Regions from separate parts of the Mus musculus genome. Here all the other regions are linked to region 1. A link is a loop called in an ENCODE intact Hi-C map of the cell type or tissue named here. Cell type or tissue: heart. All regions are shown on one strand. Region 1 holds the start of Cdkl3 (cyclin-dependent kinase-like 3). Region 2 holds the start of Nhp2 (NHP2 ribonucleoprotein). Region 3 holds the start of Hnrnpab (heterogeneous nuclear ribonucleoprotein A/B).

Evidence for each region. Hi-C counts contacts between places; a loop is a spot of excess contacts. Peaks named below come from ENCODE experiments on the same cell type or tissue, not always from the same donor. Only the 100,000 strongest peaks of a DNase experiment are listed, where the experiment ranks them.
Region 2: a loop joins it to region 1, with 2.3 times the contacts of the local background. A loop is called at or near these places in 3 of 42 quality-filtered maps.
Region 3: a loop joins it to region 1, with 2.7 times the contacts of the local background. A loop is called at or near these places in 4 of 42 quality-filtered maps.

Annotation. Positions count from the first base shown.
Region 1 is chr11:52,003,737-52,011,736 of GRCm38, reverse strand. It overlaps Cdkl3 (cyclin-dependent kinase-like 3), which reads right to left and starts at 7,516. Exons shown (of 14, transcript NM_001166654.1): 1 at 7,227-7,516; 2 at 6,645-6,824; 3 at 412-606. The coding sequence starts at 6,809. It also overlaps a transcript of Ube2b not described here. In heart, a CTCF peak has its summit at 4,012 (motif pointing right); a DNase peak (open chromatin) is centred at 7,536; H3K4me3 peaks cover 1,571 bases; H3K27ac peaks cover 1,459 bases.
Region 2 is chr11:51,614,952-51,622,951 of GRCm38, reverse strand. Nhp2 (NHP2 ribonucleoprotein) reads right to left here and starts at 3,179. Exons shown (of 4, transcript NM_026631.4): 1 at 2,975-3,179; 2 at 2,801-2,870; 3 at 362-467. The coding sequence starts at 3,134. In heart, CTCF peaks have their summits at 3,249, 5,089 (motif pointing left) and 7,126; DNase peaks (open chromatin) are centred at 3,301, 5,041 and 7,161; H3K4me3 peaks cover 3,310 bases; H3K27ac peaks cover 2,967 bases.
Region 3 is chr11:51,603,947-51,611,946 of GRCm38, reverse strand. It overlaps Hnrnpab (heterogeneous nuclear ribonucleoprotein A/B), which reads left to right and starts at 5,066. Exons shown (of 8, transcript NM_001048061.1): 1 at 5,066-5,280; 2 at 5,361-5,607; 3 at 6,318-6,486; 4 at 7,130-7,288; 5 at 7,416-7,547. The coding sequence starts at 5,384. In heart, no CTCF peak of the experiment used is centred here; DNase peaks (open chromatin) are centred at 4,996 and 5,906; H3K4me3 peaks cover 3,386 bases; H3K27ac peaks cover 2,292 bases.

The DNA of each region.
Region 1 (8,000 bases):
CTGGGGCCCTTTCTCTTTCTGTTCCTTGTCCACCGTGAGACAAGCACACGGCTCTGTGTTCCTGCAGCCATGATGCTCCAAGAGAATTATGGGCCAAAACCTCTAAATTCACGAGACAAAACAAATAATTCTTCCCTTTATGTTATCCTCTCAGTATTCTGGTCACAGCTCATGTGAAACTAACCACACCCCAGACTCAATCTACTTATAAATGCAATTACCAAGTATTCAAAAAATGCTTTTATGTTCTGTAAATAAACTGAGAGGCAATACCCCACCCCTCCTTGTTTTTTTAGGATGTCTATTAGTATTATACATAGAAAAATGCTAACAGCCTTCTTAAAAATAGGACTATCCCCGCGGCTCTTGTGAGTCACCCCGGGCCCAGCGGGCTCACTCTGAAGCACTTACATTATTATTATGCAGGTACTCAATGGCGCGAAGGATCTGGAAGAGGTACTTTCTCAGCCGCTTACTCTCTAGTCCGTGACAGTAGTGCTGCAGCTCATCTAAGACCGTGTGGTCAATAAACTCAAATACCAAATGAATTTTCTTCTTTTGTCTAAAAACTTCAATCAAATTGACCAGGTTTTCATGCCGAAATTGCTATTGACAAAAGAAACAAGAATTTAAATAAAGTTGTAAATCAAACAAACACCTATATACTTTTGAAATGAAACAAACGTGGTTTCAGTTTCTTTTCTTTCAACAGAAGCTCTCAACTGGCTTGGCACATTCTTAATGTGTAAAAATGACTGTAAGTGATTTCTTGCTCTCTGTAGAAAAAGGTGAGACATGTTGCCATCTGGTTGCTTATTAAAATAATTTACAACTAGTGTACCACAATTCGGTAAGAAATGTCCTGCCATCTCTAATTTGGTTTGTACGTAACACATGACATTTAAAAGGAATTATTGAGTTGGGCACGGTGGCATAGGCTTTTAATCCCAGCACCTGAGAGGCAGAGGCAGGACAATCTCCATGAATCCAGCGCCAACCTGGTGGACATAGGAGTTTCAGGGTAGGCAGAGCTACACTGTGAGACTGTCTAAAACAAAACAAAACAAAACAAAACAAAACAAAAGAAAACAAAACAAAACAAAACAAAACAAGGAGTTGGGGATTTGGCTCAGTGGTAGAGTGCTTGCCTAGCAAGCCCAAGGCCCTGGGCTCAGTCCTCAGCTCTAGGGAATAAAAGAAAAAAGAAATAAACTCAAAACAAAACAAAAAACTAATAAATAAAATAAAATGCACCTTGTTTTATGTTGGTTATTTTTGTAGTTGTTTTTATTTTGATTTTTAGAGACAAGGGCTTGCTATGTATCCCACCTAGCCCAGAATTCACTACCTTTCTGTTTCAGCCTCTGGAGTGCTGGAGTTTCAAATATGAGCCACCACATTAATGTACAGTTGTTTGTTTTCTGGAAATTGAACATGGGATCTTCTCACATGCTGAGCTGAGCTAGACCTAGCCACTAAGGCCCTCATGTACTCACATGAGCATGGGCTTTCACATTCTTTTGTGTGAGTGTTGGTTTGCAGGTGTATACGCATACCATGTATATGCCTGACATCTCCAGAGATCAGAAGAGGGTGATGCTAGTTCTCCTGGAACTGGATTTAAGGATGGTTGTGAACCACCATGTGGGTGCTGGGAAACAAACCTGGAACTTCTGCAAGAACAAGGGCTCTAAGCACTGAACCATCTCTCCAAGCATGGACTTCAATATTGTTAAGATGTGCTTTAGTTTTACACAACTTATTCTCTAATTTTGGTCTTAAATCCTGAGGATAAACCATAAGTTCTAGGCATCATTTATGAATCTACTTGATAATAGAGTATCAAAATGTTTCAAATATCTGCAAATATGTGAAATGACATAGAAATGACATAAATATACAAGTATTTATGGTATTTTTATTCATTATCTATTCTACAATCTACTAAACAAAAAACACCCTTTGTTTCAGCTACTTGGGAAGCTAAAACAGGAAAATGAATCTGACGCCAGCCTGGGCAACACAGCGAGACCCTCATTTCATACAATCAAAAATTAATTTTAAAAACAAAAAAATCTGGGCTGGAGATATGGTTCAGTGATAAAGAACACTTGCTGCCCTTGTAGGGGACCTGAAATCAGTTTCCAGCACTCATACTAGGTGCCTCTGGGGAATTCAGTATTGTCTCCTGGCTTCCTGTCTGCTCTGCATGTATGTCTGTGCACATGTGCATTCCTGGTGCCCAGCCTTGGAACTGGAGTTACAAATGGTTGTGAGCTACCATTTGGGTGCTGGGAATAGCATCCAGGTCTCCTGCAAGAACACGTGTTCCTAACATGCAAGCCATAGCCAGGCATAAAGGCGGTGGTGGCGCACGCCTTTAATTCCAGCACTTGGGAGGCAGAGGCAGGCGGATATCTGAGTTCGAGCCAGCCTGGTCTACAGAGTGAGTTCCAGGACAGCCAGGGCTATACAGAGAAACCCTGTCTCAAAACAAAAACACAAACACAAACAAACAAACAACGCCCAAGCCATATCTCCAGCCCTTGGTCTTTAAAGACAAAACAGCTGAGGCAGTAGAGAGCCAGGGGTGGTAACACTCCAGTCCAGAGATTGTGAGGCGGAGCTCTGAGTTTGAGGCAAGCCTGGTCAACAAAATGAGTTTCCAGGACAGTCAGGGATACACAGAGAAACAGCAGAAACGTTCATTTTAAATGTACTAGATAAATCTTTAAAACAGTGTACTTCATTATCTTTTTTGCTATTACTAGACAACATTTCCATAAATATTCTCACTGCTCTATTGGTTGTTTAATGAGATTCTAAAATTTAGTTAAAATTGAGTTCTTTGGACAATCATTTTAGGTTAAGAATATTAACAAGTGTAAGAAACCTCTCACTAGACTATGTTAAATTGAATAGTAGTGGTGGCGGCACATGCCTGAACCCCAGAACTCCAGAAGCTGAGGCAGAATGAGGAAGAGTTTGATCTAGCCTGGGCTACACAGTGAGTTTAAGGCTAGTCTAGACTATGCAGTAACACTTTGTGTAAAGAAAAGGAAGGGGCCTGGAGAGACGAAGCAGCAGCTAAGAGCACTGGCTGCTCTTCCAGAGGACTCTGGCTTTTTTACATTTATTGGCTATTCTGTGTGTGAAATCCACTATTTTACTTGCATGGATGTCCATACACCAGGTTCATGTCTGATGCCCAGGGAAGTCGGAAGAGAAAATCAGATTTCACCCTATCTATGGGTTCTAGGAATCAAATCCAGGTGCAGACTAGCCTTAAACTCACTGTGTGTTGTGAAAGAGCAACAAATGCTCTTAACTCTAAGTCAATGCTCTAGTCCCTAGGGCTCTGGTCTAAACCAGGCTCACAGCCATCTGCAGCTCTAGTTCCAGGGAATGAGACATCTTCTGTCCTCTTCTGTCCTCCGTGGGCACTCATGAACATGGTACAAAGACATACATGCAGGCAAAGCACCCACACACATAAAGTGAAATTATTTTAAGTTTAAAACTCTTTTAAAGGAAGAAAGGTAGGGAGAGACGGGAAGCAGCTGAGCCAGGCCAGTCAGTCAGAGGAGTTTAAATTGTCTTGCTAATGGTGTCACATGGCTTTAATCCCAGCACTCAAGAGGCAGAGGCAGGTAGATTTCTCTCTGTAAATTAGTAGTCTGTTCTACAAAAGAAGTTCCAAGGCAGCTAGGGCTACATAGTGAGACTCTCTCTTATAAAACAAACAACAACAAAGGAAATAAAGTGTCTTAAAATAATTTGCATATGTCAGACATGGCAAATATGTGCATTTGAGGGCAGCCTAGTCTACATAGCAAATTCCAAAACATCCAGGGATACATAGTGAGACCCTGTCTCAAGTTATTTGTGTGCATTTATAACAATAAAATGTTTTCAGGCTTATCTCAGGGTTCCTGTCACTCTCGGTTACTTTTTTCTTTTTTTTAAAGATTTATTTATTATTATAACTAGTTGCACTGTAGCTGTCTTGAGATGCACCAGAAGAGGGCATCAGAACTCATTCCGGGTGGTTGTGAGCCACCATGTGGTTGCTGGAATTTGAACTCAGGACCTTCGGAAGAGCAGTCAGTGCTTTTACCCGCTGAGCCATCTCACCAGCCCCTCATGGTTACTTTTATAAACATTATTATGCAGGGGCTGGAACTGTTACTCAGCTGGTAGAGTGCTATCTAGCATGCACAAAGCATGGGGTTCGATCCCTAGCACCACATAAAACTGGGTGGCTCAAGGGGTACAGGCACTTGCTGTCAAGCCCGTCACCCTGAGTTCAGTCCGTGAGAGCCTTCCAATTTTAGCAAGCTACCCTTTGTCCTCTACCTGTGTGCTGTTGATGTGTATGAACACACACAATAAATGTATTTTAAAAATTAAGACATAGCAGGCATGGTGCTGCACGTAATCTCACTGCTAGAGAGGTGGAGGCAGGATACCCAGTTTACCTAGACTCTGGTCTCAAGGCAAGAAACCTTAATGCCCCTAGATTCCAGTGACTAGAAAATTTGTATTTGGAGGCTTCTTCCCCTTAGTTCCAGTCTCTAGCTATGGACTCCTCTAGGCTACTAATTATCTCCTAATTCTATTTCTCACTTAAGGAGCACAAATGACCCGACAGTGCTGATTCATTTCATAAGGCAGGGACTGATGTCTCTCATAGTACAAAATTACCTTTATTAGCTTTTAATCTTTCCTTCATACAGTCTAGAATAGAGCAGTTCTGACTGTCTACAGGTGCTAGTATAGTGTTCTAGTTAGAAGCAAATTGACTTATATTATCTAATAGAGATTAAAAAGGAAAATGCTTCTTTTGTACCAGATGAAGATGGCAGGAATAGCTATGATCTTCATCACATATAAAACACCTAGACTTCAGTCTCAAGGTAAGAAACTAATGTCCCTACATTCCAGGGACTAGAAAATTATATTTTATTAGCAGTGGTCTGTAGAATGTATTAGGTTGAAAACTAAGGGGGTCTGGTAAGAACCTAACTCAGGAATGCTGCTAGTATCATGAGGCCATTTTTTAGAATTCAGCAGTGTAAACAGATACAAAGTTAAAATGATAGACTGCAGATAACATAGGAGAGAGTGTAGAAGCAAATAGAAAAGAGTCGGGTTTTGTTTGGTTTGTTTCAGTCTCTAGCTCTGGACTCTCCTAGGAACGTGCATGTTCTTTTGACTGCCTCAGCTCTTTGGTCTGGTAGACCCAGCACCCCTGCAGTGCCTGGAGCTCCCCGATACGATACTGTTGCTGCTTGTAAAAGCTTAATAGCCTTCAGTTACAGATCCCTGTCACCTCCAAGTCAACATTTCCACAACTGAGCTAGTTCTCAACCTCTCTTCCAACTCACATCAACTGCAGTGTTCTCTGGACTTCAGGGCATCTCTGACTCTTTAACGGCCTCATGATACTAGCAAGCCCCCAAACCAAGTTTTGACTTCTTAGACTAAAACACTTTCTGTTTCCAATTTACTACACTTTAATCACACTTCTTTCTAATTCTATACAGGAAACTCATAGAGCAAGTATCTGCTCTTCTTCTTCCCATTCTTGCTGTCCTGTTTTAGTCTTTCTGACCTTACTGCTGTTCCCCTAACCTGGAAGTATCTCCATCCTATCCCACTGCTGTACATCATTCAAGGACAAGTACATACCCTATTTTCTGTTTAAAACAAAACAAAACAAACCAACCAAACAAACAAAATCCTTCCCCATCAAACGGGAATTGGTGGGATTTAATATTAACCATTAAATAAACAACAAATGAACAAAAAAGCCTGTGTGGGTATGTGATTGTATGCACATGCCTGCAGGTGTCTCTGGAAACCAGAAGTAGGTACAGGATCCCTGGGAGCTGGAGTTACAGGCAGTTGTGAACCTGCTGATGTGGGGTGCTAGGAAATGACTCTAGTCTAGGAAGTGCTTTTAACCACAGAGCCATCTCTCTGGCTCAGCGTGAACCACTCTTATTCAGGGTTATTTTACTATACCCTCCTGCATAGTTATGCCACTAAGGAACATTTTTTTTTTCTTCAAGACAGGTTTTCTTTGTTTAACAGCCTTGGCTGTCCTAGAACTCACTCTGCAGACCAAGCTGGCCTTAATCTCAGAGATCTACCTGTCTCTGACTCTCCAGTACTGGAATTAAAGGTTTGCACCCCAATACCTGGCAAAAAAAATTTTTTTTCCTTCTTCCTACTCTCATCGTTTTCCACAATCCCTTGTACAAAGCAGACATCCTTACTAAGTATTATACTTGAATAGTTTTGAATGATTTTACAATACTAGCATAATTGTTATACACAAGCACACAATCTTATATCAATAAAAAAGTACAGATTGTAGACAATGAGGGTTTCTCTATGACAGGTCTTAGTTTATCTGTTAATGGAAACATTCTTTCATATATTTTATTTTTATCCCATAACAATTTCTCTTTTGACTTAAATAATCAAGGAAAAAGAAGATGGGTGTTTCAATGTAGGCCTGTAAATCTTAGCCCTGGAAAAAAATAAAGCATTTCAAGACAGCCTGGGCTGCATAGCAAGATAGGTCCCAATGGGAAAACAAGAAAAAATATATATAATAAAAGGCAAAAGAAGCAAACCTTTAGAAACTTTATTTCTCTCGTTGCAATTTTGTTGACAGATTTTTCTGGTTTCTCATAGAAAATCTTAATGGCCACTATTCGCCCAGTGTCCTTATGTTTGCATTTCATGACCGTTCCATAACTTCCCTCTCCCACTTTTCCAAGGGTTTCATACATCTCCATTTTCAAGCCTGGCTTCTACTTCACAGAAATAAAGAAAGAAAACGTTAAACGTTCACACTTTCAATTATACAAGCTCTATAATGCTTAGAGATAATCCCCTACTTTCGGATATAAGAACAAAAACTAGGAGTGCCGGCTACAGCAGAGCCTGCTCGAGGGAACTCTTAAATTGTCTAAGAAGCTCCAACTTTCACCAGAACGCAGGATGTCCTTCATTAATCTAGCATTTTGTGTAGACCGGGATTGAGAAATAAAAGAGGTCTGATATGCGTTTAACTCAGGCATCCTTTTAGAATACGGGATTTACAATTTGAGGTCCCCTTTCAGGAACAATGGAAGCCAAACTAAAAAGTCCCGCTAACAACACTGCGGGTCCCTTGTTAGGAGCCACGGTCCACCAAGCGTGGGGACTCCCACCTCAGCACTAGTCACCCATACGTCCTGCCCTCTCCTCAAACACGCAGTCTGTGCAGCCCCAACCCGAGTGGCCCGTCTCGCCGCGCTGTCGACCTCGTCCTGAGAACCACCGCCGCCTCAGCCCATCCTGTAGTCCCGCCGGCCCGGCTGCGTGCAAGTCCCAGCCGGCCCGGGACACCACACCTCCTCTCCTGGCCGACCTTGCCGGCTCGGGGCAGCCGGACGCCCTGGCAACGGGGTGAGGGCGGGGCACTGCCGCGTTCCGAGCACAGTACGCAAGACTGGAAATTGCTGAGGTCCTGACCCGGAAGGGAAAGTGACACGAAGCGGAAGATAGACCCAAGGGGAAGGGGGAGGGACGTAGGAGGCCCGCGTGCTTGCAGGTGGGGGTGGGGGTGGGGGGTGGGGATGAGGGAGAGCGGGGCATTTTATAGCAGAATGAACGCCTGGAGGCTTTCGCCCGGCAAGAGAGCGTTTTGTCACCTGGGTGGTTACTGGTCCCTTACTTGTGCCCGGTTCTAGGAGGTTGACGGAGATAATTGGATCTACGGAACACTTATGGGGCTACAGTTTGCCAGTGCTTCGTTACTATTCCATGCAACCGATTTCGACCTCAAAGTCGACATAATCCTTAAACCGGGGACAAGATCGTTTTTGGATAGAGGGCTTAGCTCGGTAGTAAGCCACATACTCAGCGTTCACTACTCCTCTGACTTATTTCTAACACCATTTCTGTACACATTTTCAGTTTCCCAATTACTACTGCTTTCTACC
Region 2 (8,000 bases), 390 kb after region 1:
CCTCCAAGCCAATACTGAATATTCCCACATGGCCTATGAGGGTATCCCTGTAGGCAGGGCAGTACCTCTGTTATATAAAGTCTCTGACACCCTTCACACATGTTCAAATATTCACCTCTGTTATATAAGTCTCTGACACCCTTTACACGTGTTCAAATATTCTTAGCATACAGACGATCCCCATCTTACAGGAAGGAAGCCTGCCAGCCATGTGCTATGTACTTTAGTCCTAGCTGAGATGCCATCTCAAAAAGAAAAACAAGCCACCCAGACCTAAGAATTCCAACACCTGAGATAATTCCTCAAACAGCCTCCCTAGGGCCAAGATGGGAATGGGGCAGGGTGGGCATGCGCTTCTCACCGTCTTAGAGGGGATGTAGACGTAGGGCAAGTTCTGGTCCTCGCACAGAACTGGAAGATGGCAGTACACCTCAATCGGCAATGTATCTCCTGCCAAAACCATGATCCTGCAACAAGAGAAGGCACCATCAGTTCTCCTTTGCTCCGTCTCTTTCCCTTTCAGTTCTAAGAGCTATCTCCAGCCTGGCTGTGAGGGCAGAGTCCAAGAAAATGCCCCACCCCAACCAAGGACCCCCACACTAGCCTTCAACTTCTGAAAGGAGTACAAAGTCATGTTTGGCAAATGCATTCCTCTGGGGACATGGTCTCTACTTGACAGCATGTAAATGCCACCGAATGTGACTAGAGGTGAAGTGCTGGGACAGATGAGGTACAGGAGAAATACCACGAAATAGGAACTCGGCTCTCCTTAGAGTCAGTTATGTTCCAACCAGGAGATGACCCTTGAACAGAGACTTGAGTGCCATGATGATTCCAGAATGGCAGGTGTGGGGACAGAATAAGGCCAAGGGTGGTACTGAAGGGCTGGTTGCCTTCTGCAATAGATAACTAGTGTGTGTGTGTGTGGTGGGGGGGGGGTGTCAGAGAACAAAGCTGAGAGGACTGGCAGGGATCACACCTAAGTGTTTGAGTAACACACAGACTCTGTCCCAAGAGAAAGCTTGCCAGGGCCCTCAACCATGGCTGAGAGCTGTCAGTGTACCAGACCCAGAAGTCCTGAAGATCTGCCCGGTGTAAGGGTGGTAGACATCTGTTTGCATACTCCGTTCCCTTTGGCACAAGGCTGGTCCTTTCCACTTGTTCCTTTGCTGTCCTTCTTTGTGGTCCCTTTCTCCTTGCCTTCCTGACCTATCATGGTGCCAGGGGCCACCTGAAGCTACCAGCCCCCATCTGCCCTACCAAAACATCTGCCTGTAGAATAGCTAAGCAGAGCATGTCCAAGGCATTTTCCATGTCAACTCAGGACGCCTCAGAGGGTAAAGACACTCACTGCCAAGCCTGGCCACCTGAGTTCAATCCCAGGGGCCTGAATGGCAGAAGAGAATCAGCTCTCCAAGTTGTCCGCTGGTGTTCACATGGGTACCAGATGCACATGTGTCCATACACATGCAAGTAGGCACCCACACGTAATAAAAGGTATCTAAAAACCACACTTCAGATGTTTTCACACAAACCTGGCTTTCCTCCACTGTCTGTCTGCAGTCACACACTACAGCCCAAACTAGCATGCAAAGTCATTATATGTCACCGTCTCTCAAATCCCTCAGCTGTAGCTCCTGCCCATCACCTGCCTTGGGCCATAACAGCTTACTAAGTCTGACTTGCCTCTCCTAATTCTTCCCTCGATGTCACGCCTCAGCTTGCACTCTGTTCTGAGAACACTAAACCTACCTTAGAAAGCCCACGAGGGGGAAAAAGAAAACAACAACAACAACAACAACAAACAAAACCGGGCATGGTGGGGCACGCCTTTAATTCCAACACTCCGGAGGCAGAGGCAGGCGGATTTCTGAGTTTGAGGCCAGCCTGGTCTACAAAATGAGTTCCAGGACAGACAGGGCTACACAGAGAAATCCTGTCTCAAAAAAAAAAAAAAAAGAAAGCCCAGGAGGGCTGGAGAGCCGGCATACGGGGATGCATAGCCATTTCTGGGGGTGCATGGCCATTTCTAACTCCAGTCCAAGGAGACCTTACACCTTGCCTTCTGGTTGCCAAGGGCACCAGTGATGCACCAACATATACACGCAGGCAAAACAGTCATACACTTAAAAGGAGTAACCACTTACATTGTGTAAGTGCCACTACACTGCCCTGTCCAAGAGCCTACTCTTCTCAGGATTCCACCCCCTCACCCCAAATAAACCTTCATTCATTCATTCTCTTCCTTTGTTGTTTTGAGACAGGGTCTCTATACATAGTCATGGCTGAAAACTTAAGAGATCTGCCTCTGATGGGATTAAAGGCCTATCACTGGCTTATCATTTTCTCCTTTTGGGAGTTTTGTTTGTTTTGAGACCTGTCCATAGACCACGACGGCCTTGAACTAGCTATACTTCGGAAGCTAGCCCGCATTCTCCCCTGCCCTACTTGGGAAAATGTCTCTCTACATATAGCACGTTGCCTAGAGCCTGAAAAAGTTGTGCCGTTCTACAGAGTGAATGATCAGGACTCTAGTTTACACGGGCTGGATTCCTATTCTCTTCCCTGTCATTTACTGGGAGTTCCATTTACTGGTAGTGAAGGGAGTTGACTGCTAGACTGGTTGGTCAACTTCACCTTTATTGAGTAGGTGGAATTTCTTCTTAACCAGTTAATAAGCCAAACTTAGTGCCGTAGTACTTGTGTACCGTGCACAAGGCCCTAGGTTCAATCCCCGGCACTGGAATATAAAAATAAAAACCACACAAAACTTAAAAACCAGAGGAAGCCGGGTTCTTACCCTTTCTCGCCCTTGTTGACAAATTTCTGAACCTCCTTCACCCCGCGACGAATCTGCTTCTGCTTCACAGCTACAAAGAGAGAGAAGCGTGAGCCGACACCTCGCTCACGAGGCTCGACCCCGGGCCGCCCAAGTCACCGGTCCCGGACCGCGATCGCCACGCGCCCGCCTCACCCTTCTTGATGCACTTGTAGAGCTTGCGCGTCAGGCGGCGGGAAGCCAGGGGCTGCGCGATGGGGTTCAGATTGACCAGCAGCTCTTTGTACGTGCGCTCCTCGCTGCAGCCCTCCGCCTGCGCCTCGGACTCTTCGGGAGCGGCCTTTACTTTGGTCATCTTAGCAACTACAACTCCGTCCCGGCATAGAGGAACCACGCGGCCGCCGCCTCCGACATCACTTCCGGGTTTTCAAGTGGCTCTACCCTGTGACCAATTGGGAAACTAAATATTCTACACCGACCAATCTCTAAGTAGATCTCTAGGGGCGGGATTTTGGATATGGGGGCGGAGTTAAAGGTCAATCTAAGCACGGGATTTGGATTTTCACCGCGGGAATCCCAGGGAGGCCGAATTTAGAACCGGGTTTCCAGAGGGAAAGGGGCGGGGCCTGGGGCCGAGAGGTGGGGCCCAAAGGGAAAGAGGCGGAGCCCAAAGGGAAAGAGGCGGGGCCCGGAGAGATTGAAGAGCGGGTGGAAGGAAAATACACAACGGGATTGTGTCCCCTGAGCTCCTTGTGACCTGCCTTGTGACCTGCTGCTGCTGGTTAGGTAAAGCCTGGCGCACCTGAAAGTTTTTTCATATTTTCTTTTCCCCCTCCTAGATCCTGTTGCACAAACTATAAACCGCACACCTTTGATCCCAGCAGTGGGGAGGCAGGGGCAGGTGGATCAGGTCAGCCTGGTCTACATAGTGACTTCCGCTGGGCAGTAAGGTCAGCCTGGTCTACATAGTGACTTCCGCTGGGCAGTAGTGGTGCATACCTTTACTCTCAGCATTTGGGAGGCAGAGGCAGGAGGAACTCTGAATTCAAGGCTAGCCTGTTCTACAGATCGAGTTTCAGGACAGCCAGGATTACACAGAAACAGTCTCCAAAAAAAAAAAAAAAAAAAACCGCAAAGAAAAAAGAAAAAAAAGAGGCCGGGCAGTGGTGGCGCATGCCTTTAATCCCAGCACTTGGGAGGCAAAGGCAGGTGGATTTATGAGTTCAAAGCCAGCCTGGTCTACAGAGTGAGTTCCAGGACAGCCAGGGCTATACAGAGAAACCCTGTCTTGAATAAAAACCAAAAAACAAAAACCAACCCCCCCCAAACAAACAAAAAAACACAAACAAACAAACAAAAAAACCCACTCCAGTTCCAGGGGATCTGAAATGTCTAATCTGCAAGGGCCTCAGGAGTGCATGTGCTGCACAGATGTGCTTTCAGGCAACACACTCACACACAGGAAATAAATCAATCAAAAGTTCTTAAATGTTAAAAGCAAATCTGAAAAACCAGAAAGGTAGGAAGGAAGGTGACATGTGCTGGATGAAGAGTCCAGCTAGCTAATGAGAACCCTGGAGCAACAGGAAACGGGGACCTCAGCTCTGTGACGTAGAGGGACTGAAGCTGGTAAGGGTGAATATGAAGGAGGATCCTGAGTGCCAGATGCCAAAAATCAGGCCCACATTTAGATCTGTGTTTTGTGAAGGACACAGAACTTACCTATCCCTGATTGACAACTATGAGACCTGTGAGATAGTTGAGTATGATTTCCAGCCACTAAAAGCCATCACTTGGACAGCAGCAAGAGGACCAGGATATGTCAGATTGGGATACATTCTCTGAATTGCCAAGAAAGACAGAACCAGGGAAGGCTGTTGGAGGAAGGAGCACTGGGTAGCCTAGTAAAGATTGAAATCATCTCTCTTTTTTAGGTTGTAGGGAGGCCTGGATGTGTCTCAGTAAGCGATTACTAAATGGTGGGGAAATCAAGTATTTAAACAGCAAATGCTTAATATTTGCCAGCTGATTTGAATCTGAGGGAGACCTAGTTTAGAGAGACAGAGAGGGTGACTTCTGAGACTCACCTGTCTTCTGATGTTAGGTCTGCACATACCCATACATTATGACAGGGGTTAGGAGGATACCTATATATTATGACAGGGGAGAAAGGTGGCTCCTCCACTGCCCAAGCTTTGATGGTCCCAGCCTTCCATCTTCCCCAGAACTTTCGAGGTGGTGGTGGAGGAGGAGGAGGTCTGGCAGCTTCTGTCCTAATCTACTACCTTTGTTATATCGCCACCTTCTGGAAAGCCCTGAAGTTACCGCTAGCTGTGGCTGGCATCTCCCTGTTTGCAGGGTGGACTCAATCAACGGTGGGTTTTGTTTTCTGTGTGGCATTAGTTACCTGAGGCCCACCTTAATCCAAAAGTACTAAATAGAAATTCCATAGATATATGGTTAAGAAGGTTTAAATATGACAGAAGCCATTTAGAAAAGGCAAGCAAGGGCTGGCGAGATGGCTCAGTGGTTAAGAGCTCCGACTGCTCTTCCGAAGGTCCCGAGTTCAGATCCCAGCAACCACATGGTGGCTCACAACCATCCGTAACAAAATCTGATGCCCTCTTCTGAAGTATCTGAGGACAGCTACAGTGTACTTACATATAATAAATAAATAAATCAAAAAGAAAAGGCAAGCAAATGAGTTTCCTGGAGATGGCTCACCATTCTGCACGGCTGAGATGGCCAGAGAGGCACAGCCCCAGTTGCTTCTTGCTGCCGATATGACTTTTCTGTCACTATTACATCGCTTAATGATTCCTGGGTATTAGCCCACCCTTTTGCTCAAATTTCCTACAGATCAACATGAAGGTGAACTTTCATGAATTAATGCTATTTAGAGGAATTAATGACTTTATAGAGTTGTTGATTTGATTCAAATCATTTTAGGAAGAAAGTTTAAGGAGATGGCTTTAATTGTTTTGCCAGAAAGGTGTAATAAAGTTAGAATCAAGAGTAAAATGTGAAGCCGGGCGTGGTGGCACACGCCTTTAATCCCAGCTCTCAGGAGGCAGAGGCAGGTGGATTTCTGAGTTCAAGGCCAGCCTGGTCTACAGAGTGAGTTCCAGGACAGCCAGAGGTATACAGAGAAACACTGTCTCAAAAAACCAAAATGCCCCCTCCTCATTGAGTAGTAAGTAAAGGCTGCATAATAAGGAATACAGTGAGCTTGCATAAGTTTCACTAAGAAGAGAAATATAGGCTTGGGTCAGATTTCTGATCAAGGAAAAACACTGATTATAGGTCAGGTCCAAGGATGAAGCCACAGGGGTGCACTATGATAAAGCAAGACCATGTGACACTGTTGCTTTAAACTCATAATGAGCTTATGGAATGAAGCACTGCTTTGAACTATCGACATCCTTCTGTAACTCCCCTTTTATGTAACATTTCATCTTTGAGGTAATTTTATAAAGAACTTTTGTCTAAGGAGGTATAAATTGCCAGAGAGAAGGAATAAACTGTGGTTTGAGGGGCTCTGCTTCCTCCACCAAATGTATATATGTATATATGTATATATGTCTGTCTATATGTCTGTATAATATGTATATGTGTATTGTATACATATGTTTGTAGGTATATGTGAACAGACACCATGATCAAGACAACTCTTTTTTTTTTTTTTAATGGTTTTCGAGATAGGGTTTCTCTGTGTAGCCCTGGCTGTCCTGGAACTCACTTTGTAGGCCAGGCTGGCCTCGAACTCAGAAATCCGCCTGCCTCTGCCTCCCGAGTGCTGGGATTAAAGGCGTGCGCCACCATGCCCCGCAGTAAATCTTTAGAAAAAAAAAAAATTAAGATGGGGTTGAGCTGGGTCAGTAGGCTGCTTGCTTGCATGGACAAAGCTCTGGGTTCAAGTCCCAGAAAAAAAAAAAAAAAAACAAAGCTGGATATGGTGACTTGCACCTGTAATCCTAAAACAGGAGGATCTGGCTTCATTCTTGGCCACATAAGAAGGTGGTAAAGTAACAGTGTTTTATTTTGCTGGGTAAACCAGGTCCCGCCTTCCTAGTAGAGAAGCAGTCTGACTAGTTCCCCAGAAGGGTGTAGACACAGAAAGAGGCTTCAGTCAGCCTCCAGAATTCAAGAAGCAGGAGATAGGGTCTGGCAGTTTTCTTGGGTTGACTGGAGACTGAGCGTCCACTGACCGACACCCCAAATCTCCCCACTTTCTTGCACCCTGTCCCTGCCACTTGTTGTGCTTGGGAGCGCTGGCTTGCTCGGTGACTGTGCAGAGGTGAGCAAACCCGCTTTGGTTTTCCCTCCGCTGTGCAGGGAGGAGGGACAGACAGTAGGTTGTCCTCTCCCCGCCTCTTCCGGTTTCTGGGCTGGGTGGTGGAAGGGCGGAACTGGTGTTGTTCCTGGACTCTGGCTTTCACGCCGCTAAGGGACGAGGACCCAGAAGCCTCGAGGGTATGATCAGAGCAAAAAGACTGCTCTGGTGCAGCTGGGGGGGACAACGGCCAGGGAGGCTGCTGTCTTTACTTATTTGGCCTCCCTTTTGTCCCCTTTGCTGAGTTTACCAAAGAGAAGGTTGGACTTTATTTTTGAAACGGAGTATCTCTTTCTCTTTTAAAGATTTATGTTTGTCAGGCCCAGAGGAACTCCAATTCTCCAAACTCTAAAAGGCAAAAGGCAGTCCGAATATTCAGGAATGAGCTCAACCTGCGGATTCCTGGCAGTTAGATAAAAGCAAGCATTCGTCAAGAACTTGTGAAACCGGTTCTCATTTGCCAAAAAGGAATCATTTCCTTTACGTGTGCCAGAAGGGTCAGAAGGCTGCATGGGAGAGCACATGTTGTGCAGGCTGGCCTTCAGACTCCCTTGGTATCACAAGCACTTGTTACATTTCAAAGTACACTGTAGCTGTCTTCAGACATACCAGAAGAGGCCATTAGATCCCATTACAGGTGGTTTTGAGCCACCGTGTGGTTGCTGGGAACTGAACTCAGGACCTCTGGAAGAGCAGTAGCAGTCTCTTCGAGAGAATTTGTGCTCTTAACCACGGAGCTATTTCCTTTAGCCCAAGAAATGAATCATCTCTTTTACTCTTCTGTAGTTACAAGAAGCTGGCATCAGGGGACTAGGAGACACCTTGGCGCTGGGTGGCAAGGCATCCAGGGGTGCTCCAGCTGGGGTATCGTGGTTGGTTTCCTCCCTT
Region 3 (8,000 bases), 400 kb after region 1:
GCATGAATCCTAAGATCCTTCTAGGGGTTGTCGGGGTGCCTGGCTGAATCAACTTGAGTTATCTGGGCTGGAGAGATGGCTCAGTGATTAGAAGTACATACTGCCTGCCAAGTGGGTAACTGCCTGTAACCTCAGCTTCTCAAAACACAAATCAAAAGATCATTTTATGTGTATGAATGCGTGTTGCATTCATACCTGGTGCTACCAGAGGGCGGAAGAGAGCAGCAGATTCCTTGGAATTAGATGTTTTAAAGCCACTAGGTAGATGCTGGCAACCAAATCCAGGTCCTCTGTAAGAGCAGCAAGTGCTTTTAACTGATAAGCTCTCTCTCTAGCTCCCTAAGGATAAACCTGAAGTCAGCTATGGTGGCACAAACCTTTTGTCCCAGAACCAGGGAGGCAAAGGCTTATACCTTTGAGACTATCCTGGTCTACATAGCAAGTCCCAGGCCACCCAGGAATACATAGAGAGTCCCACCACCACCCTGCAAAAATCTTTCCATCTCCCTCTTGTTTTCAAGACGGAGTTTTTCCTGTGTAGCCCTGGCTCTCCTGGAACTCACTCTGTAGACCAGGCTGGCCTTGAACTCAGAAATCAGCCTACCTCTGCCTCTGAAGTGCTGGGATTAAAGGCGTGCGCTACCACGCCCAGCTTATTTTTTTATTTATTTATATTTACATATATACAGAAATATGTACATATATTGAGAAATATATATGTACATACATAGAAATATATGTACATATTTCTATACATATTATATATATATATATATATATATATATATATATATATACACTATATATACACTATATACACTATATATATATATATTTCTATTGGGAGCTGAGGAGATGGTTCAATGATTACTGGCATTTGTTGTTCTTCCAGAAGACCCAAGTTCACTGCCCAGCACCCGTATGGTGACTAACAACCATCTGTTTCAGCAGTTCGGACACCTTTCGCTGCACACACTAACATGTAAGCAAAACAAGTCATGTGTAGATAAAATAAAAAAAGTCTTAAAAAGTTTAATTTTCCATTGTTTTAAATTATGTTTATGTGAGTATGTACAGAATTTAAGCCCTCAGAGGTTAGATGCTTAGGATCCCTTAGAGCTGGTGTTAAATATAGTTATCAGCCACAAAATGTGGGTGCTGGGAACCAACCAAGTCCTCTGGAACAGCAGCAAGTACTCTCATCCCCGGAGCCATCTCTCATGCTCTACAAAACATGCTTTTTAGGGACCAATAATTGCAGTGTCCATTTTTTTTAAAGATTTATTTATTTATTATATGTAAGTACACTGTAGCTGTCTTCAGACACACCAGAAGAGGGAGTCAGATCTTGTTACGGATGGTTGTGAGCCACCATGTGGTTGCTGGGATTTGAACTTCTGACCTTCGGAAGAGCAGTCGGGTGCTCTTACCCACTGAGGCATCTCTCCTGCATGTATGCCTAAAGACCAGAAGACGGCACCAGATTTCATTAAAGATGGTTATAAGCCACCATGTGGTTGCTGGGAATTGAACTCTAGACCTCTGGAAGAGCAGTCAGTGCTCTTAACCTCTGAACCATCTCTCCAGCCCCCCATTTTTTTTTTCTTAAAAATTTATTTATTATTATACACTTGTCTTCTGACACACCAGAAGAGGGCATCGGATCTCATTACAGATGTTTGTGAGCCACCATGTGGTTGCTGGGATTTGAACTCAGGACCGTCAGAAGAACAGTCAGTGCTCTTAACCACTGAGCCATCTCACCAGTCCCCTGCAGTGTCTATTTTTATGAGCTGTGAAACACTTCCCCAAAGATATCGTCAAAATTCATGTCATTGAAAGTATTTCTGGGCAGTGGTGATGCATGCCTTTAATCCCAGCAATTGAGAGGCAGGTGGATTTCTGAGTTCGAGGCCAGCCTGGTCTACAGAGTGAGTTCCAGGACAGCCAGGGCTACACAGAGAAACCCTGTCTCGAAAAACCAAAAACCAAACCAAACCAAAAAACAAAGAGCTGTGCTAATGAATCCTTGTAGGTAAGAAAATGTGTGCCCCCCAGGTCTGTCTGGAGGCTGCTCTTTGTGCGCACTTGCACCTGTGCATCCAGTGTCTGTGTGTGGAGGGGAGAGGGCAAGACTGGGCGTCTCCCCCAGTGTGCCCCACCTTATCTTTTTCCTGTTTGTTTGCTTTTGGTGGTTCAGCAAAGGGCAAATCAACTGAATTTTGTTCTCAGCACCTTTGCCAACTTATCTTTTGAGACAAAGTCTTCCACTGAGTGTGGTGTTCCCCCATTCATTGGTTGGCTAGAGGCTGGCCAGTGAGCTCTGGGGACCTGCCTGTCTCCACTCTCACCACTGTAGGGACAGAGATAAGTGTTGCCATGTTCAACTTTTTTTATTTTTATTTTATGTGCACGAGTGTTTACTCTGCATATATATTATGCACCACATATGTTCTTGGCACCCAAGGAAGTCAGAAAAAAGGCATCAGATCCCCTGGAACTGGAGTTACAGATGGTTGGGAAATTGAAAGTGATCCTCTGTAAGAGCAATTCATGCTCTTAACAGCTGAGCCATTTCTCCAGCCCCAACATACTCAAAACACACCCAGCTGCTGCCACCCTATCTCCTTTTTCTCCTTTTCTTTCTCCTCCTCTTCCTCTTCTTCCTCCTCCTGCTCCTCACCTCCTCTTCTTCTGAGACAAGGTCTTGCTGTGTAATCCTAGCTGGTCTGGAATTTGCTTCTGTTGATTAGAGAGCTCCATCTGCCTCTGCTTCCCAAGTGCTGTGATTCTGAAAGTCCTACACCAGCACACCCACTGGACTTCACACTCAGCTGTTTTACAAAGGTCCTGGGATGTGTACTCTGGTCCTCATGTTTTCTCTTTACTGACTGAGCTAGCTGCCTAGATTCTGTATTCTTAAATGATTTGAGCCTCATTTCCTGAGTTGTCATCATTGTTTGGGTGGCTTTTCTCATCAACTCTTGTGGCCATAACTCTGGTCCTCATTGCTGTTGGGGGAAGACTAGGGTGGTAATAGAGGAAAATGGTTGTATGTGAGAGGCTTCCTAGCAAGTCAGTGATAGCTAATCTTGTCAGACTGATTGGACAGAGACTTGCCTAGGAAATTAAGGACAATCTGGGCATGAGATACACAGTGAGACCCAGTCCAAACATAAATAAATAAATAAATAAATAAATAAATAAATAAATAAATAAATAAATAAAATCTCTGTGACTTTGAGGTCAGCCCGTACTATAGAATGAGTTCCAGGACAACCAGGACTACACAGAGACGTCCTGTCTTGAAAAACACTCACTTTCTCACCTTTCAGTGCTCAGGAGTCAGAGACACACTGATCTCTGTAAATTTAAAGCCAGCCTTTCCCTACATAGTGAATTCCAGGACAGCCAGGGATGTGTAGAAAGACCTTGTCTCAAAAATAAAATAAAAGCAGGGTGTGATGGCGCACGCCTTTAATCCCAGCACTCGGGAGGCAGAGGCAGGCAGATTTCTAAGTTCGAGGCCAGCCTGGTCTACAGAGTGAGTTCCAGGACAGCCAAGGCTACACAGAGAAACCCTGTCTCGAAAAACCAAAAAAAAAAAAAGTCAAGAGGCAAGAGGTTCTGGATCTGGAGAGGGTTCAGTGGGCCACGTGGGCACAAGCATGAGGACCTGAGTTCAGGACTCCAGTGCCCACAGCTGAACAGGGGAGCACAAATCTAACTTCAGCTTACTCCATCAATGTGGGAGGAGACAGAGAATCTCCAAAGCTTGTGAGACCATTTGCCTGGAGGCCAGCCTGGTCTACAAAGTGAGTTTCAGGACAGCCAGGGCTATACAGAGAAACCCTGTCTCAAAAAAAAAAATCTATATATATCTCTATCTATCTATCTATCTATCTATATCCATCCATCCATTGGATGACTCACACCTTTAATTCCAGCACTTAGAAGGCAGGCAGGCAGTTTTCTGTGACTTCAAGACCAGCCTAGGTCTAAAAATGAAGTTGTGGGCCAGCTAGTTTGTTTAAAGGAAAAAAAAATTATAAAGAACAAAATGGAAAGTGAAGATTGATACCTTGTCTGATTTACACACTCAGGGCATAGAACTTACACTCAACACAAACGTATGCACACATACACAGGAATCATGGCCTAACCCAGGCCTTTAAAGTTTTATGGTCAATGCTTAAAAGAAAACTACCCCTCTTTACCATAACCTCATTTAACAGGGCTATTTTTCCAAAAGCAAGTTGTCAGACTAGGCAGGGTGACACATGTCTGTAATCATATCCTGGGGCTACATGAAAAGACTCTTAATTTTTCCATTTAGGATCATCTAAAAATCAGTGAAATTAAGCTAGGCACAGTGGTGGTGCAGCACATAATTCCAGCACTGAGGGGGTGAAAATGGAGGGTCAAGAGTTCAAGGCCAGTCGGAGGATACCAGACTTGGTCTCAAAAAACACAAAACGGAACCAAAGGAAAGAAATAAAAATTAAAGGCAAAGCTAAACACTAATGCGATATTAAGTATCTATGGGTGTCAAGCAGACACTGGAAATACTACGGTCCAACGTTCACTGCGCCAGGCCTCCATGGATGGCCCCAGCTAGCTCACTGAAGAGGGCAGGAGCCCTGGCATCTCAGGATGCCGAGGTTTAGGAGCAGGCTGTGCTGAAGGCCTCCGATGACCGCAGCACTCCGTAGATTAGAGCACTCCAAGATTAGGCTCCTTTCTCCGGGCGACCTTGGATTTAGGGGACTTCCTCCGGCTCATTCTCCTCTTTTGGGAGGCCGGGGTTGCTAGTGTAGAATAGGATGTAGGGATAGGATGACAGACTGCCGTGTACCCCGGGCAGCTGGGGACATTGGACGTGCTCGCCCGGTGACCGGAACCGTAGACAGTTCTCCGACTCGCGCGCGTTCTAAAATGAGGACAAAGCCCGCCCGGATCTAGAGCGCGCGCGCAGAAGCAGCCAATAAGATGCTAGGACAATGGTGAGTGGCGGTTCGCTTTGCCCAATGAGAGTATCCGTTGTTACGAGGTGGTGCCCGGCTTCGGCATTATAAAGAGCTCCACGAGTTGGCATTGTCAGGCGGTGGCACCGCGCGGGACGGAGTTAAGGTCTTCTTTATCGGCAGTGTACGGCGGCGGCCGAGCGGAGCGATAGTCAGTGGCTGCGGACGAGCCCTCGGGGGTGCGAGCGTGACCGCGGCCAAGCCCGCGCGTCGCCTTCTGCGGCGAGTAGGGCCTCGCGGCGTCATCGGCGGCGAGGTGAGCGGCCCGGCCGCGGGCGGTGGGCGGGAGCTCGGGGAGCGCCGCGGGGCCTGACGCGCTGTCGCCGCTCGTTGCAGTAGCCGCTGCGGCCTGGCCGACCATGTCGGACGCGGCTGAGGAGCAGCCCATGGAGACGACGGGCGCCACCGAGAACGGACACGAGGCCGCCCCCGAAGGCGAGGCCCCGGTCGAGCCCAGCGCGGCTGCCGCGGCCCCCGCGGCCTCGGCCGGGTCTGGGGGCGGGACCACGACCGCACCGAGCGGGAACCAGAACGGCGCGGAGGGCGACCAGATCAACGCCAGCAAGAACGAGGAGGACGCGGGGTAGGTGCGGCCGCGGGCCGCCGCCTTTGTTCTGGGGCCGTCTTTTGTTGGCGCCACGCGGCGGGGGGAGGGGCGGGCGGCCCGCGGAGCTGTGCCTGCCTGGCGCGCTTGCCGCCTGGCCCGGGCGCGGTTACGCGCCTCGGAGTTTGCAGGAGTTTGCGGGGTCGACTGTGAGGCCGATCTGGGCCGCTCGCGCGGTGCTTGGGCTACTTCGGGCCTCGGGGCGGGCGGCCCCGGAAGAGGAAAAGCGGCGGATCGCGAATCGGGCCGCGAGGGCTGCGTCTCTGCTGCGTAGGCGGAGTTGGCGCGCAGCGGGCCGGGCCTAGCCTGCCGCGAGTCGAGGGGCGGAGTTCCAGCCTGAACCCTGGGGCGGTCTTGGCACCGGGAAACCCAGAGTTCCTTGGGGCAGGTACTTGGGAGGCCGTGAGCTCAAGTAGATTCATGAGTGCAGGGCACGCTGATTTTAAACTCGTGAGGGGTCATGGGTCACATTCTTGTCCCGTATGTACCGTGTGTGGCTGTACAGTCTCGTTCAGCTGTGAGTTCCAGTTGAGTCGAGATTGCAGAGCGACGCAAGGGTTAACTTGAAAGGGGGCACCATCTCAGACTGGTCCATGGGACTGTGGCTCCATAAGCCCTTCCCCAGCCAGGAAAAGTGTCAGAATTCTTTTACAGCTTCTAAGGTTTGTGGTCTTGTCTCTCACTTGCAGAAAAATGTTCGTTGGTGGTCTGAGCTGGGATACCAGCAAAAAAGACTTAAAGGATTATTTTACTAAGTTTGGAGAGGTTGTTGACTGTACAATAAAAATGGATCCCAACACTGGACGATCAAGAGGGTTTGGGTTTATTCTCTTCAAAGATTCTTCTAGTGTGGAAAAGGTAAGCTGGGTATTTGACAGCAATCTACTAGGATTCTGAATCCTAAGGAACTCAGGCATTGCAGTGTTGAGGTGATTGCCACGAGTGAGCTTAGAGTCGTTTTGAGGGATAGTACAGATTGAGTGATTCTGGGCGATTGCAATTCTACTATAAAAAGCTTACTGAGAAGCCTGCAGGAGGGTAGGGAGCTGGGCAGGAACTAGAGAGCTGCCTTTTCAGCCTTCCTTTACTAACTCTATTGTGCCAATTCATGGGCTTGGTGTTAAATGCTGCACTGTAGGGATTAAAGTCTGAGATTGCTATGAGGATAGGTGTGATTTTTTTTTTTTTTTTTTTGCTTTTGTTGTTATTTAAATCCAAGTACATAGGGATGGCATCCTAAATCTCAGAGAAAGTGAAGGTGCATGCCTTTATAGGGTAGAGAGGATTTCAGCACTAGATGTGCTCTTTGTCACTGCTGCTTTGTCTTAAGTTGGGACTACTGTTCAGGACTGGGATACAGGTGTTCAAATGATCATCTATCTGTATGGGAGGTTTGGAAGAACATAGGGCTGGGAACTCCGTCTGGCTTAGCTCCAGAGAGAATTGAGCCCATTTGGTATGTACTTGTGTTTAGACCCTGACACATTTCTGTTTTACACAGGTCTTAGATCAGAAGGAGCACAGGCTGGATGGTCGTGTCATTGACCCTAAAAAGGCTATGGCTATGAAGAAGGACCCTGTGAAGAAAATCTTTGTGGGAGGTCTAAACCCTGAAGCCACAGAGGAAAAGATCAGAGAATACTTCGGCCAGTTTGGGGAGGTGAGGGTGGCTTGTTTCTTCTTGGTCTTTGTTGGTCTTGCCTGGATGCAGTATTAGTGGGGTGTTCTGACCTTTCAGTATTGTTTTGGGTATCAGTTTAAACCTGGGCTTTTGTATGTTTTTACAGATTGAGGCCATTGAGCTTCCAATAGATCCCAAGTTGAACAAAAGACGGGGTTTTGTTTTTATTACATTTAAAGAGGAAGATCCTGTGAAGAAAGTTCTGGAGAAGAAATTTCATACTGTCAGTGGAAGCAAGGTAAGGTGTCAAAACTGTCACCTGCTTTTGGCTCTTGGAGGCATAGATTACATTAGACTACCTGTGAGATCCTTCTAGGTCAGTAAGACCTTAGGTTTCTCTACAGCACACAATGCTGATTGAAATAGATGGATGGTCTGGCCCTTAAATGCTGGACTGGAAACAGCTGGCTCTTCAGGAGGACTCTGGTCCTTCTCTAACACCCACAAGAGGCTCACAACCACCTGTATTACAACCTAGAACCACGCACTTTTCAACGGACCTGATGCTCTTTGGTGGCTTCTGTAGGCACCATATACTATACTTACAAGGACCATTAATAAAAATGAAAACAGCAGGTGTATAGGAGGCAAAGAGGAAGCCTGGTTTCTGTGAATAGAGCTGTTGACTAGATGCTTCAGTGTTAGAGGTTATGAGACTTGCAGTGGTCTTTTTTTGTTTCTGTGTAGCCCT